Linked DNA regions of Homo sapiens: region 2 is linked to region 1. A link is an interaction called in ENCODE POLR2A ChIA-PET data of the cell type or tissue named here. Cell type or tissue: OCI-LY7. All regions are shown on one strand. Region 1 overlaps CRISPLD2 (cysteine rich secretory protein LCCL domain containing 2). Region 2 holds the start of LINC02176 (long intergenic non-protein coding RNA 2176).

Region 1 (8,000 bases):
ATAGGCCCAGAGGCCACAGTGGTAGGACAGCCCAGCACAGACTCAGAGGCTACAGTGGCAGGACAGCCCAGCACAGGCTCACCTGTTACACGTGGACCCTTTGCACCTGTCCTTCATCTTGGTGTCACATCTGACGACTTGGGCTAGGAGAGAAATGCGGGAATACATGTCACGGCACGAAACCAGGAGGGTGAGAAGACCCTTCCCCATGCTGAGGGACATTCTGGAACATTCTGCAATCCAATCCGTGCTATACTAAGAGCAAGGGCAATGCCTGATGGTTGCAGGCTTCCGCTGGGGGCTCAGACCCCAGGCCCACCGCTTTACAGTAGCAGTGTGACCTTGAACAATTTGCTTCCCCTCTCTGAGGTTCAATTTCCGCATATGGACAATGCGGACAGTGACAGTACCCACCTCCAAGGGCTTTTGTGAACCTTGAGAGAGAAAGTGAACTCTGGCCTTGGCAGGGTGCCTGGCACACACGATGTGCCTGTGGTCCCACAGGGCTCTGCAGGGCAGGACTCCTGAGAGGGTAGGGAGGATGCTGCTCCGAGCCTGTGGGGCCGGAGACCCAGCCAGGCTCACCCGAGTCATCTCCCCCATCGCCAAGATGCCTTTTGCAAAGCTTTTTGCTTTGTTTATTTTATGGGAACATATCAGAGTCTCGGAGTCGTGTTATAGTTTGAAAAGGGACATAAACGTTGTATGTTATTAAAAGAAACAATGGCACCGTTTTGAACTCCTGGACAGACAAGGGCCTCCGCAGGTTTCCTGGTCAAAGCAAGCTACAGAATGCTTCGGCATCACAGGGAAAGAGGTTTGAAGAGGACAGAAAGACTGGTGGGGGCAGGGGAGATGGTAGTTATGAAAAGAAGAGAGGGGCTCTGAGAAGGCGGGTGTGAGGCTGTTCCTCAAAGAGGGGTCCAGTTTTAGGGCCTTTGAGGCTTGCGGGGCAAACGGGGAGAGCCAAGGGCATCCAGCCCAGCCCTCCAGCCCCGCCTGAGCAAAAACGCCCCTCCACAGCCCCCGGCCTGCAGAAACGGCGGCTGCAAATGAGTTCCCGCAGCAGTGGCTGGGGGGAGCTGAAGGGGAGCTGAACTCCACCCTGGGGCGGTGAAGGCAGACAGAACAAAAGCTTGGGGAGCTGAGGTGCCCAGGGAGCCAAAAGGCCAAAGGTGAGCAGGGGAAGAGTCAATATTTTGGGGATTCCTGGAAGTCCCAGGGGGAAACATCTCCCTTTCTCTACTAAAAATACAAAAATTAGCTGGGCATAGTGGTGGGCACCTGTAGTCCCAGCTACTCAGGGGGCTGAGGCAGGAGAATTGCTTGAACCCGGAAGGCAAAGGTTGCAGTGAGCCGAGATCATGCCACTGGACTCCAACCTGGGTGACAAGAGCGAAACTCCATCTCAAAAAAGAGTTGTAGGCAACTCTGCAATGATCTCAATGTACAGGGAGACCTCAGCTGGCACTGGGTGACCCGTGTTGCTGCAGCTCATCCTCCGGGCAACCTTGATGTGGCATCTCTATCCCCTACTTCATGGATGCGCCAACTGAGTCCAGACCCAGGACCTGGTGAGAAAGGAGTGGAACCTTCCAGAGCCAGGCTGGACGCTGCCTGCCCTCTGCAGGGCCAGCGCTTCCCAGAGGAACCCAACTTCAGCCCAGGTCCCTTTTGAAAGGACAAGGGAAGGTCTAACCTTAAAATACCTGCCTGGGTGTGGGGAAAATGCCACCCAAGCACAAGTCCTATAATGCTCGCTTTTGAAATGACTTAAAAATATCGTTTTTGAAAAACGTCTTATGGTTGTGCCTCCATGAGCTTCGCCGCACCCTGTTTGCCACTGCCTGTGGATTTGCAGACCTAAATCCACTAGCTCCCCTCCTCCACCCACCCCGTCCCCTTTGGAGGTGGCTGGGAGGGCAGGAGGGGCGGAGGACGGCCTAGACTCACTCATGTAGTTGACCGCAGAGGTTTTCTTGGGCTTGGTGGGTCTCATCACCCTCGGTTGGAGCCAAACATGGTTTTCTTCAGGAATGGGAGCCGTTTCCACCTCATTCATCTCGTCCGTTTCAGGTTTTGGAGTGTAGGTTTCTTCTTAACATTGGAGAGGGAGGAAAAAAAATAACACACTGGGATTCAACAAAAACGCACTTTGGGGAAAAAAAAGCAATTTGAAAACTAAACGTGTTTGAGGTTTGGTTTTACAAAGAATCATTTCAGCGGCAAAGAGAAAGTTACATTTCAGAACAGACCTGGCCAGGTGGAATTCTACCAGCCCAGATGAGACGGGGACGCTCTCCGCTCACTGTGTTTGCTTTGGACCCAAGATCAGCCAGGCTGCCCAGAGGTTAGCAGGCCCCACGCCCACACCTGGGTTATCATAATGGTTTCTTGTCCCATCTCCTCCTCCACCTGACCCTCTGCCCCCACGAAGCAACTTCAAGAAGCTGCCTCAGGCCGGGTGCGGTGGCTCATGCCTGTAATCCCAGCACTTTGGGAGGCTGAGGTGGGCGGATCACCTGAGGTCAGGAGTTTGACACCAGCCTGGCTAACATGGCGAAACCCCGTCTCTACTAAAAATACAAAAATTAGCTGGGCATGGTGGCGGACGCCTGTCATCCCAGCTACTTGGGGGGTGCTGAGGCAGGAGAATCGCTTGAAGCCGGTAGGTGGAGGTTGCAGTGAGCCGAGATTGTGCCATTGCAGTCCAGCCTGTGTGACAAGAGCGAAACTCCATCTCAAAAAAAAAAACCAAAAAACAAAACTGCCTCGGCCACTGGCCCAAAGCCATAGTGGACTTGCTGGAAGTCCCCTGTCCCTGGGTTTTCACTGGGGAAGGGGTCTTCCTCATCATGCACACATCACGGTGCACAAGGCCAGCCTCAGTGCTCCTAGACCCCAACTGCACCTCACACCAGCCCACTTCCATCCCTTCTCTCCTCCTGCCAGTCAGGGTCACTTAACCAGCTCAATTGTTGCTTCTGTACTGGAGTTTTACTGTCCAATAATGTCAGACTCAACATGTAGAACTATCCAACTATCCGAAAGAACAATCTTTTCCTTATTCAAGGACATGGTATATTATTATTTCTCCAACTATGACCATGACCCATGTTTTAAAACATTTTAATTAACCAAACACATTGCACTTAATAAACCTGAGTTAGCTTATCTTCCAGTTTTCATCCTGAAAGACAACTACAAACTGCTCACCAGAATCTGCAATCAGGCCACCAGGATACCAATTTGTAAATTCCAGCTAAAGCAAAGACACTGCTATTTTCATTTGCCTGAGCGGCCTGATCAAAGACAAATTCACGAGCATATCTGCTGGGGACACTTAATACCTTTACTTATGGCATGCTCCTCCTATGCCCCAACAGAAGTCTTTGGACCAGAGTTGGAAACCTGTGGCCTCCAAGCTCCCCAAGCAAAAAAGGCAACAGATGTATTTGGGTGAAAACAATTTCAAGGAGAATAACTAGAGCACGCTCGCAGGTCTCTTTGTGGTTTTGGATTAAAATCCAAGTTTCAGGGCCAGGTGTGGTGGCTCATACCTGTAATCCCAGCACTTTGGGAAGCCGAGGCGGGTGGATTGCATGAGGTCAGGAGTTTGAGACCAGCCTGGCCAAGAGGGTGAAACCCTGTCTCTACTAAAAATACAAAAATTAGCTGGGCATGATGGCGGGTGCCTGTAGTCCCAGCTACTTGGGGGGCTGAGGCAGAAGAATTGCTTGAACCTGGGAGGTGGAGGTTGCAGTGAGTGGAGATCGTGCCACTGCACTCCAGCCTGGGCGACAGAGCGAAACTCTGTCTCAAAAAAAAAAAAAAAAATCCAAGTTTCATCAGGTGTTCCTCAATCCCTAAGTCTTAGCTCCACTTCTTAAAATACATGAGCTTTCTTTGCTAAAGGACACAGCAAGTATTTTGTGTCCACACAATACCAAACAGCCAAACGAGGGGCAAATGCCTGACTCCCTGACGCCTTCCTGGGCTGGGGTTCTCCATAGCTGCTTCACTGGCCAATTTCACTACCCTACAACCACCACCCCAGGCTGGTCCTGTCCCACAAGGGGAAGGGACGGGTTTAAGTCAGAAGGTGGGAAGCCATTCTGAGCTCCAATTCTAATCTTGGATGTGCTCACGGGTCACCCTGCACTGTTCCCCAGCAGCTTGCTCGCAACTGTCATTTCCCCACCACCTGCCTCATCCACCAGCTGCGAACCTCCAGAGGCCAGGGGCCAGCCTGCCTCACACCTGGCACCCAGCACACAGCAGCTGCTCAACAAAATTCACAAATGCATGAACTACCAAAACCCCCAGAGAATCCTGTCACCTAAAGAAAAGAGCATATGTCCAGCAACAGAGCTTAAAGACATTCAAAGAGGGAACTCTGAAAGCACCTCTGGTAGCAAAAGCTATGGGTGGAAGCTTCAGGAAGACACCGGGTTTGCAGAGGCTGCCCAGGCGCGTGTCTGTTCTTCCCGTCAATGAGGCTATTCAGGCTTGCCCTCACTGAGAGCGGGAGCTGGCTGGAGAATAAGCCGGGTTTTCTTCCACTGGCCTTTAGGATGTTTAGACCTCATAATCGCAGCTTTATTTAGCCGAAGACAGTTTGGTAAAGCGGTCTAAAGCATTTGAGGACTCTCTATTTAAGAAAATGGGCAGACAGACAGTCCTGGCTCTCACACCCACAAATGAAAAGTAGAAGGCTTTACCCGCAGGATGGGCTGGATCCGAGTACCTCCTAATGAAGACACCTTGTATGGCCCAGCACGGGCCTGGGGAAATTCCGTGCAGAGGTCACGGCAAGGTTATTCTGTGCCCCATTCTGCTCCGGGCCAGGGTCTCAGGGCATTGTTTATGTCACTCTGCAGATTCCCTTCTGGCTCTAAAGCTGGTGACCATGCCCGGAGCTAATGTTCACTGAGCACTGGCCAGATGCTGGCTGGGCCCTCCCCGGCATGCATTTTTCTTTCTTTTCTTTTCTTTTTTTTTCTCTCTCTCTTTCTTTCTTTTTTTTTTTTTTTTTTGAGAGGAAGTTTTGCTCTTGTTGCCCAGGCTGGAGTGCAATGGTGTGATCTCGGCTCACTGCAACCTCCGCCGCCCGGGTTCAAGCGATTCTCCTACCTCAGCCTGGGATTACAGGCATGCGCCACCATGCCCGGCTAATTGTGTATTTTTAGTAGTGACTGGGTTTCTCCATGTTGGTCAGGCTGGTCTCAAACTCCCGACCTCGGTGATCTGCCCGCCTCAGCCTCCCAAAGTGTTGGGATTACAGGCATGAGCCACCGCGCCCGGCCATCCCCAGCATTTTCTTCTGTCAACCTCCCATTTGCCTTCAGAGGCATGATTGGCCACATTTCACAGATGAGGAAGAAGGCTCAGAGAGGGTAAGGGCCCTGCCCAGGCTCGCACAGCTGGGAAGTACCTGGGCTGGGTGTCAAACCACCTTTCCCCAAAGCCTGCGCCTTCTATCACCACACAGGTGGGGGTGAGAGGGGAGAATACCTCTTTTTTTATATCCTTATCCCTGCTCCATCTCCGTTAGAGGTCAAGGCCTTACCAGGCACCCTGGATATGCTCTTGGTAAATAGCTTCTGCAGATAAGCTGCTTCAGAGGAGACTTGCTGCGTGCTTAGCTAGAGAAATTGGGTGTCTGCCAAGGAAAGTTGGATACTTTCTACCAAAAATTTAAAAATAAGTACATGAAGCTATGTTGGTGGAGGTAAACTGGCATCTAAGGTTTCTGTGCACATTTGTTCTTTGAAAATGCCCCTCTGTGGCTATTGGCATATTTATTCAAACAACACATAAGACACCCCTGCCATGTGCCTCCGGAGGCCCTGGAGTGAGCTGGCAGCTGAGACGACAGGACGATCAAGGTTCCCAAGGAGTCTGGGGGTTGATGAACATGGGGCAGGTGCACTGTCTGGCTGTGAAGTCCAGGAAGGCTCCCTGGAGGCGGGGGTCACACCAAGACTGCAACAGGTGATACATGACCCAGACCCAGATACATGGTCTGTCTTAGTGTCCAGATCGCTCCTTCTTCCATCCCCATCCCCACTTAGGATGTCCCCTCTCCCCAGCGGGCAGTCAGCCATGAACAGCTGGCTGGGACAACAGAGGACCTGGCTCCTCAGAGGGTCTGGGACCACTGATCTAGCCCACTTGTTCTTCACTCCAGAACCCACCAGCCTGATCCCACATCTACCCCACCCTTCCCTGCCAGCGGAGCCCACCCAAGTCTCTGCAAGGCCCCTCGGTCATGGCAAGGCTGCCAGTGGAGCCACGTTAAAAAAAAAAAAAAAAAAAAAAGCCTGGGCCACACGAGCATGGTCAGCACCATGGACCAGCCATGCCCCATCGGGGACATAACTTCTGAAAGCCTGAGGAAATATCCCAAGACATGAGAAACGCTTTAGGCACCAGAAACCTGTGTTATTTATAGTAGCAGAAGTGGAAACATCCTAAATGGGAACCAGTGAAGAAATGGTGGGCGGGCATGATGGTGCACGCCTGTAATCCCAGCTCTTTGGGAGGCCAAGGAGGGAGGATTGCTTGGGAGTTTGAGACCAGCCTGGGCAATATAGTGAGATCCCGTCTCTACAAAAAATTTTTAAAATTAACCATGGTGGCATGTGCCTATAGTCCCAGCTACTCGGGAGGCTGAGATGGGAGGATCCCTTGAGGCCGGGAGGTTGAGGCTGCAGTGAGCCAAGATTACGCCACTGCACTCCAGCCTGGGCAACAAAGGGAGGCCATGACTCAAAAAAAAGGTGAACTAGGTAGAAAATCGCACCGCCCCAACAGCTCCAGTTCTGAGAGCTGTGGGAGTGGGGGCGAGAAACCTCTAGCACAGTCAGGGGAGCACCAGCAAGACACATGCATAAAGGGGAGGCCAATGGGGGCAAGGACACAGGAGTAAAGGGTCAAACAGCCCGGGAGGACTGATCCTACCCAGCTGTCCACATTGCAGGTACTTCCCACTAGTGAGCTCATTTGGAATATCACGTTGTTTGCTTTTACTTTCTTGTTCAAATGTCTGTTTTATGTTTTTAGAGTTGGGGTCTCGCTGTGTTGCCCAGGCTGGAGTGCAGTGGCGCCATCATGGCTTACTGCAGCCTCAAACTCCTGGACTCAAGCGATCTTCCCATCTAAGCCTCCCAGGCCACAGCCAGGACCACAGGTGCACGTGACCACACCTGGTTAATTTTCTATTTATTTTTTGTAGAGATGGGTTCTCGCTATGTTGTCCAGGCTGATCTAGAACTCCTGGCCTGTGATGGTTAATACTGAGTGTCAGCTTGACTGGATTGAAGAATGCAAAGTATTGATCCTGGGTGTGTCTGTGAAGGTGCTGCCAAAGGAGATTAACATTTGAGTCAGTGGGCTGGGTCTTGGTGGGCACCATCTAATCAGCTGCCATAGCAGCTAGGATATAAAGCAGGAAGAAAAATGTGAGAAGGCGAGACTGCCTTAGCCTCTCAACCTACATCTTTGTCCCATGCTGGATGCTTCCTGCCCTCGAACATCAGACTTCAAGTTCTTTAGCTTTGGGACTCGGACTGGCTTCCTTGCTCCTCGGCTTGCAGACAGCCTACTGTGGGACCTTGTGATTGTGTGAGTTTAACACTCCTTAATAAACTCCCCTATATATATATATCCTATTAGTTCTGTTGCTCTAGAGAACCCCGACGAATACAGATTTTGGTACCAGGAGTGGTTCTAGAGGAACACAATATTAAGGATGGAGTTCTTTCATTGGTTTTAGGGTTTCTGGAGTTGGCTGCTTAATATGATTAGATCCCAAAATGCTAAGGACTCTACTTCTAATAGTATGGAGAACACTGGGAGTCCTTGGCATGAGCTATTTGGAGAGTTATGCACAATAAATGCATTTGACACTCCTGATTCAGCGCTCCTGAGAGGGGAGTTCAGTGACTCTAGACTGAATACCTCTGACTATATGTGGAGAACCAAGGAACATAATGAAG
Region 2 (8,000 bases), 60 kb before region 1:
CACTCTGCCTCTCCCTGGAGGATTTCTGGTGAATTTTACCAATAAGCAAGCTTTTTAAAAATAAGTGACGTTCTTCGAGGACTACTTATGTGTCTGGCACTGTGCCCAACATTTCCTAGACTACACAACCTCCTTTCAACATCCTGATTGCCCTTCCCTACAAGGATAATTATTAGGCAGCCTTTTCTCCATTTTGTAGATAAGGAAACGGGCTGGAGGGGTTCCCAAGGTCTCCCAAGGTCTCCCAAGGTCACGGTGCTGGGAGCTGGAGGAGCTGGGTGCAGACCCGGGTCTGGCTTGGCATCGAAGCCCCTGGGCGGCTCTATTTTCTGTTTCTGGGCTGTTGCAGGAACTGGCTGCAAAGAACCATCCCTTCTCACTGGCCTGAACAGCTTGTCCACATTTTCTTCCAGAAGAGTGGCCCTTAGCGTCCCTAGGGCCACTTCCCTCTTTTCCTGACAAGGAAGATAAACTGAGCCGGTGCTGTGGGTCTGAGGCTGGGCCAGGGAGGCTGAGCGGCTCTGGCTCTGGCCGGATCCCCGGCCCAGGACCAGGACTGAGTCAGCGAATGCACAGCCCCACCCTTGGGATGGGTCAAGCCAGGCCCAGGGAAATGGCACCGCTCCCCCTGGCTGGGCTGGGAGGCTTTGTTTAAAGGGTGTCTTTTCAAAGGACCGTTCTGAGTAATAGGCCATGCAGGGGCTGTGGACAGCAGACCATTTAACCCCTGGCCAGCGCCCCTCTTCCCCCATCTTGAAACCCCCTGAAGCTGAAGGGGAGAAGGCTGGCCTGGAGCCCAGGGCTCCGAGCCTCCGTTTCTTACCTGTAAAATGGAGCAACAGCCTGTCTGCCCTCCTCCAGGTGCTGTGAGGACCAAATGAGATCATGGAAAGAAAAGTGCTTAGGAAAATCACCCATTCCATGAAGCGTCTTCGTGAAGAGCTGCGATGGGCCAGGGTGGGGAGGGGGTGTGCAGAGGGCTCTGTCGGGAGGGCGGAGTCATGCCCAGATGAACCTGGGAGCCCCGGAGTGCCGGGCGGTTCTGGGGCACCGGAGGGAGCTGTAGCTGGAAGGGTGGAGGGCAGTGAGCTGGAGGAGGTGCTGTCCCAGAGGCCAGAGCCAGCAGGAATGCCAGTTCATCCCAGCCTCGCACTCAGGGCCTGGCACGCTTTAGCTCACAAGCTCTTGCAAACAGGGGGCTGAGGCTCTGGAGACGGCACTTGTCCAAGGGCACACGGCCGGGGCCTGGTGGAGCTGGGTTTGACGGCCTGAGCGGAGGCCCAGAGGCGCCTGGGAGTGGGAGGAGGGGCAGGACGTGCAGGTGGCCAGGGGCCAAGGCGGGGAACCCAAAGGCCACCCTCACAGCCTGAAGGTCAATGGGATGGCGAGGGCACCCTGTGGGAGGGTCTGAGTGAGGGAGGGGACAGAAGACGCAGGGTCCTTGTGCCAGGAGCCCCATCCGTTCTCTCCGTGACTCTGCCAGGGCTGGGCTGCGGACGCTTCCCTCTCATCACTGAAGGGTGTCGCTTCCCTTTTCGGGACCCTGCCTGGGCCTTGGTCTTCTGGACAAACACTTGGAGTAGGGCGAGAACATATCCTCTCGGAGATAAGGCCGGGGCAGGCTCAAGGCCAGACCTCCCTGGAGCTGGCTTCATGGATGGCTGCGGGCTCCCAGCCTGACTCTCTGGGCCTGGAGACGCTGGAGTTTTTCTGGTGATAAGTTACCCTTGAACCCCTGAGGAACTCAGGGGGGCCTAGCGCCCTTCCAGGACTATATGGAGTTTACAGACAAATCTGACGGGAAAGTCTGTGGCCTTTAAACAAATGCAATACTCAATGCACTGCTTTGCTTTGGTGTGCAATGAAGGCCCGGCCACTTGAAGGAGGGCTTGTGACAGAGCCCCTAACCTGGACGTGGAATGGAGCTCAAGCACCTGTTCTTTTTGTTCTTTTCTTTCTTCTTTCTTTCTTTGTTTTGAAACAGGGTCTTGCTGTCTTGCCCAGGCTGCAGTGCTGTGGTGTGATCCTGGCTCACTGCAGCCTCAAACTCCCGGGCTCAAGCAATCCTCCTGCCTCAGCCTCCCAAGTAGCTGGGATTACAGGCTCACGCCACCATGCCCGGCTGATTTTTAAAATTTTTTTGTAAAGATAAGAGTCTCCCTATGTTGCACAGACTGGTCTCGAACTCCTGACCTCAAGCAATCCGCCTGCCTCGGCCTCCCTCTCAAAGCACTGAGATTACAAGCGTGAGCCACTGCACGTGGCCTCAGGCACCTTTTCTAAACTCTTTTGCTTAGGGATCAGTTTGGGAAAAATTATAATGTTCATGGGGTGCACCTGTTTTCTCTCATTAACAATTAAAATAGCTCTAGAGAATCTCATGGGAGAAGCATGGATTTTTTTTTTTTTAACAGCTTTTTTTTGAGGTATAATTCACATACCACACAATTCACCTGTTAAAAGCCCACAGTACAGTGGTTTTTAGTGTATCCACAGAGGTGTGCAGCCATCACTACAATCCTCTTTAGAATATTTTATTTCCCCCCAAAAAAACCCCTGTACCTTAACCATCATCCCCAATTCCCCAACTTCCTCCAGCCCCTGCTAACCATGAATCCACTTTCAGTCTCTCTGGATTTGCCTGTTCTGGACGTTTCCTATAAATGGCGTCATGCAGTCTGTGGTTCTTTGTGTCTGGCTTCTTTCACTCAGCACCACGTCTTCAAGGTCGTGAACATTGTCACACATACCTGAACACCATTCCTTCTTCATGGCCAAATAATGTTCCATTGAGTGAATGGAGCACTTTTTGTTTCTCCATCATCAGCTGATGGACATGTGGGCTGTTTCCACTTTTTTTGGCTACTGTGAATAGTGCTGCCAAGAGCATTCTTGCACACGTTTTTGTGTGAACGTAAGTTTTCATTTCTCTTGGGCGTAAACTCACAAGTGGAATTGCTGGGTCCTTTGGAAACACTATGTTTAACCTTTAGAGGAACAGCCAGATTGAGAACACATAGATTTTTACAACTTACATGACCTGTTTATTAAGAAAATTCGCTGATATTGGTGAATGTTTACTACGGGCCAGGGTGTCTCATGAATGATCTTATTTTGTCCCCACAACAAGCTTATTTGGTCGGTTCTGTTACTGTCCCCAGTGGACAGAGCGGGAAAGCTGGGGATCGGAGAGGTTGTGAAACCCGAGTAGATTCAAATCCCAGCTCGTATGAATCAGGGATTTGAATCCAGGCCGTGGGGTCCCCTCCCTTCTGATGCTTCCTGATGAGTGGCCTCTACTGAAGTGCCCAGTCTGCAGAGCACTGAGGCTCCTTTCCAGCCACAGAAGCACTCATTTTGGAGAACTGGCAACCCCGAGGGTACGTTTAACTCTTCCTTCTGGATTCGATGGGAGCTGGGTCATGGGCGCTGTGTGTCGAGGCCGTGACCATTCCCAGCTCATTCCTCCATCAGGACATATGAACCACCTACTGCAGCCAGCACAGGCCAGGCCCGCAGAGTCCAGTGCCCTCGTTCCAGGTCAGCCTCCTCGTAGTGCAGGGCGCTGCCACCACCGCATGTTGTCCTTCCTGATGGCAACACTGGCTGTGCAAATGAAGGCAGTGTTCCTATTTGGCCTGATTCATTGGTTCTCATATTTGAGCTGCATCAGAATTTCCTGGAGGGCTTCTTCAAACCTGCATTGCAGGCCCACTCCCTGAGAGTCTGGTTCTGCTGGTCTGGCGTGAGGCCAGAGAATATGCATTTACAACAAGCTCCCAGGTGAGGCTGCTGCTTCTGGCCCAGGGACCCCTCTTTAAGGCATTAAGAAGTCCTGGGGATGGGGGCTGGGCCCCTGGGATGGGGGCGGGACCCTTTCTTGGATAACAGGTCAAGGGCTTCAGTCACTACTTGGGCTCAATGGCCTCTAAGAAATGGGGTTCCTGCTTCCCTGGAGGCCTCTCTGGACCCCTGGGGTGTGCGGATGGAGCACATATTGGACTGGAAGGAAGAGGGGCTGCCTAGATGGGTTGGGGTTACAGGCAGCCATTCTCACCCCTCCGGGGAGTGGTAGCAATTGGACCCTGGTGCTCTGCTGCCCCCTGGTGGTGGGCAATTCTGCACTGCCCCCTTTGAGGGTGATGAGACCCTTGAGCGCTGTCTGAAGCCGGGGCACCAAGCTCGACCCCACTGCCGGGGTCCTCGTACGTGCTCTCTCTTGGGAACTGATCTGCTGTCAGTCATATGCACTTTAGTGAGAATAAGTCCAAGTCCTTGATTCTTGTCTCCTGGGGGAGATTTACACTTAAATCCCACGGCTCATTGCTAAAGAACAGGAAGGCTCTGCCCAAGACTTGAAGCTTCAGGCACCAGGGAAGGAAGGGGAGGGTCCTCCCAAGAGTCTTGCTGAACAGCTGTGTACCCTGACCCCTGAACCTGGGAGGACCTGGCCACGGGCCTGCTTCCCAAAGGCTCCTCCCCCTCGAGGGGAGCGGCCGTGCTGTTTGCATGCTGCTTTAGAAGACACCATCCTCAGACCTTCAGCGCTTACCACGTGCTGAGCGTCTTTGCTGTCGCCTCCTGCACGTGCACAGTGGCCCTCCAAAGTCATCATTGCTTTACATGCCAGGCAATGGAAGCCCAGACAGGGTAAGAGGCATCAGCCAAGGCGTGGAGATGGCCATTGGCCAGTGGGCTCTGTGGATCTGGGCCTCAGAGAGGCAAGAGCTGAAGACGTGGCGTGGGGCAGGGGGCACACATGCAGATGGCGTGTAACGCAAGGGATGGGATGACTGCGGGGGAGAGGGAGCCCGGGCAGAAGGGAAGAGGTCCAAGGTCAGCCAGTTAGCAGGGGCCAGGAAAGGAGTGGGGTGGAGAGGCCGGGGATGGAAGGAGAGAAATCGCGAGGGCGTGAAGCATGCACGGGGCTTACAAGCAGACCATAACGGAAGGTTTGTGACCTTTAAGAAAAATCTAACCATTTGATTGGCTGCTCTGCTTGGCTGTAGTGCAAAGCCCGCCCACTTTGAAGAGGGGCCCAGAGGCAGCCTGAGGCTGTGTCCTCTGGGGGACTTGAATTCAAATGTCTTTCCTGTGTTTTTTGCTTGAAGTCCAATTTTCAAACTTGTTTTTCCCCCCTGTTATTTTTGCAGAGATGGGGTCTCCCTATGTTCTCCAGGGTGGTCTTGAACTCCTGGGCTCAAGTGACCCTTCTGCCTCTGCCTCCCTGAGTGCTGGGATTGCAGACGTGAGCCAGCATGCCTGGCGAGATCCAATTTTCAAGGAGAATATCTATATTCTTTAGAATAGTTTACATTAAACTAATATAAACTATTAGTTTATAACATACCATTGTACTAGTTTGAATCTTCAAAAAGATCCGTCCACATACTAACCTCAAAGAATTACGATTGGGACCTCATCTGGGGAAAGGGTCTTTGCAGGTGTTAAGAAGTTAAGGATTTTGAGGTGGGATCATTCTTTTTTTTTTTTTTCTTTTTTTTTTTTGAGACAGAGTCTCGCTCTGTCGCCCAGGCTGGAGTGCAGTGGCACAAACTTGGCTCACTGCAAGCTCCACCTCCCAGGTTCACGCCATTCTCCTGCCTCAGCCTCCGGAGTAGCTAGGACTACAGGCGCGCGTCACCAGGCCTGGCTAATTTTTTTTGGTATTTTTAGTAGAGACGGGGTTTCACCATGTTAGCCAGGATGGTCTTGATCTCCTGACCTTGTGATCCACGAGGTGGGATCATTCTTGACTAGGGTGGGCCCCACATTCAGTGACAGGTGTCCTTCTAGGAAACAAGGGGAGAAAGCCATGTGAAGGTGAGGTGGAGACTTGAGTGTCCTGGGATACGTCGGCATCTATCATCCATCATCTGTCTATAGGTAAGTAGACAGGCGGTAGATATGGACAACCATATATAGATATAAAATATTCTCCCTTGCATATAGATCATATGTCATATAATGTGTCAGTGTTTCTCAAAGTATGGCCTGAGGAACTCCTGCATCAAAGTTGCCTGGGACTTTGTAAAACTAAAGACTCCTGGGCCGGCTTTCAGACCTATGGGATTAGACTGTGGATGGGGCCCAGGAATGGGCATTCTAGACACATTTTCTGAGTGATTCTGATGCCCCTGGTGGTTCCCTGATATGCTGAGGATGGCTTGGGAGCAGGTGGGGGGAGGTTTGTCAACCAGAAGTGACCAGGAATGTGTCCAAGCAGAAAGGCAGGGACAGGGTGGACTGTTCTGGCTAAGGTGGAGGTTGCTGGCGCACCTCCCTCTGGGGCTGATGGACAGCTGGTGTGTGCTGGGGGCCCAGATGTTTGGGGTCATGGGGACCCTGCTCCGTCCTTGTTGGCACTGGTGCCCCCACCGCCCTCTGGGCCCAGCTGCTGTTGGAGAGGGGCCAGGAGTACACACAGGCTATTGTCAGCCCGTCTCACACTCGGCGTGCCTGGCCTTCCTGACGTTTAGACAGCTGCTTTGTGTCTGGCTGCTCTGGGAATTCCAGGGCCCGGGAAGCGACCGGAGCTGACATCCCAGGACCAGCTGGTGGGGTGGGCCGCGGGGCCATCTGGAAGTTTCCGGACCTCAGGGAACACTTATGTAACTGGTTTAGAGGGGAGGTTTGGACAATGGATTCGCTGAAGGACCAAGAACAAACTGAGCCTTTCCCAGGGCAGGCAGGTCCTCTCCCGCCAACAGGCATCTTATCTACTCCCCAAGGCCCCTCTCAGCCCCAGAGGGTCCCTGCTGTCAAAGCCAGAAGAGCAGACGATGGGACTGAAGCTCTCCAAGGGCAAGGACTTGTCTGTTTTGCCTTGTCACCCTCTGTGCTTAGCACAGCACTTGGCCCGTGCTGAGTGCTGAGTGAGGGTTGAATGAACATGCGCTTGTGTACATGACAGAGTTTCCTCCAGGGAGGAAGGACTGGCCCAGAGCAGCGGCTCACAAAGCGGGGTTCCTGGGTCAGCCCAATCAGCATCCCCTGGGGCTTGTTAGAATGCAGGTTCTCAGGCCCCACCCCAGAACTCCTGAGTCAGATGCTCTGGGGCTGGGCCTGGCAATCTATATTTTTAAGAGCCCATCAAGGGATTTCGATCCAGGCCGGTGCAGGAGAACCCCTGGTGTAGGGCAGCGAGAGGCAGCTTCCAATACCAGGCAACCCCCAACAAAATCCAACTGCTTCCACTCATAGCACTATTACTACTACTACCTCCACTACTACGGTTGCTGTCACGACTGCCATTGTTATCAGTACAGTTACTATTATTACTACGATACTTCTACTGGTACTATTGATTTAGTTGAGGCAGAAGAGCTGGGTCCTCCATGCATGGGCACTCAGCTTAGATTGTAGCCGAGTCCCCGAAGGTGGGGCGCAGATGCTTAGACGTTTCCAGGGACTTGTGGGCGGCTGGCGGGAGACCCACTGGTTTGGATGAAAGGGCACACGGGGCCTCTGAAGTGACACAGATGTGGATTCAAGTCCTGGTCCTGCCTCTTTATTTATTTCTTTTTGAGACAAGCTTTCGTTCTGTCACCCAGGCTGGAGTGCAGTGGTGTGATCTTGGCACCCAGGCTGGAGTGCAGTGGTGTGATCTTGGCTCACTGCAGCCTCGATTTCCTGGGCTCAAGTGATCCTCCCAACTCAGCCTCACAAGTAGCTGGGACCACAGGTGCACCCCATCATGCCTGGCTAATTTTTGTATTCTTTGGAGAGATGGGGTTTTGCCTTGTTGCCCAGGCTGGTCTCCAATTCCTGGACTCAAGTAATGCTCTGGCCTTGGCCTTCCAAAGTTTTGGGATTACAAGAGTGAGCCACTGCGCCTGGTGGCCCTGTCTTTTAATAGTGGGGAGACCTTGGGCAAATCACATAAAAGCCCTGTGCCTCAGTTTCTTTATCTATGAACTGAGGGTGGTCGCAATGGCGCGATCTCCGCTCACTGCAACCTGTCTCCTGGGTTCAACCGATTCTTCTGCCTCAGCCTCCCA

Evidence for each region. Peaks named below come from ENCODE experiments on the same cell type or tissue, not always from the same donor. Only the 100,000 strongest peaks of a DNase experiment are listed, where the experiment ranks them.
Region 2: POLR2A ChIA-PET joins it to region 1 with 8 read pairs; 6 of 35 experiments call an interaction of 5 or more read pairs at or near these places.

What each region holds. Positions count from the first base shown.
Region 1 is chr16:84,860,994-84,868,993 of GRCh38, reverse strand. CRISPLD2 (cysteine rich secretory protein LCCL domain containing 2) reads right to left here. Exons shown (of 15, transcript NM_031476.4): 7 at 1,954-2,097; 8 at 83-143. Among named protein-coding and RNA genes, the nearest start is that of CRISPLD2, 45 kb to the right of the region's middle. In OCI-LY7, no CTCF peak of the experiment used is centred here; a DNase peak (open chromatin) is centred at 4,273; H3K27ac peaks cover 1,507 bases.
Region 2 is chr16:84,921,429-84,929,428 of GRCh38, reverse strand. It overlaps LINC02176 (long intergenic non-protein coding RNA 2176), which reads right to left and starts at 1,454. Exons shown (of 4, transcript XR_933830.2): 1 at 824-1,454. In OCI-LY7, CTCF peaks have their summits at 3,904 and 4,122 (motif pointing left); DNase peaks (open chromatin) are centred at 4,098 and 6,888.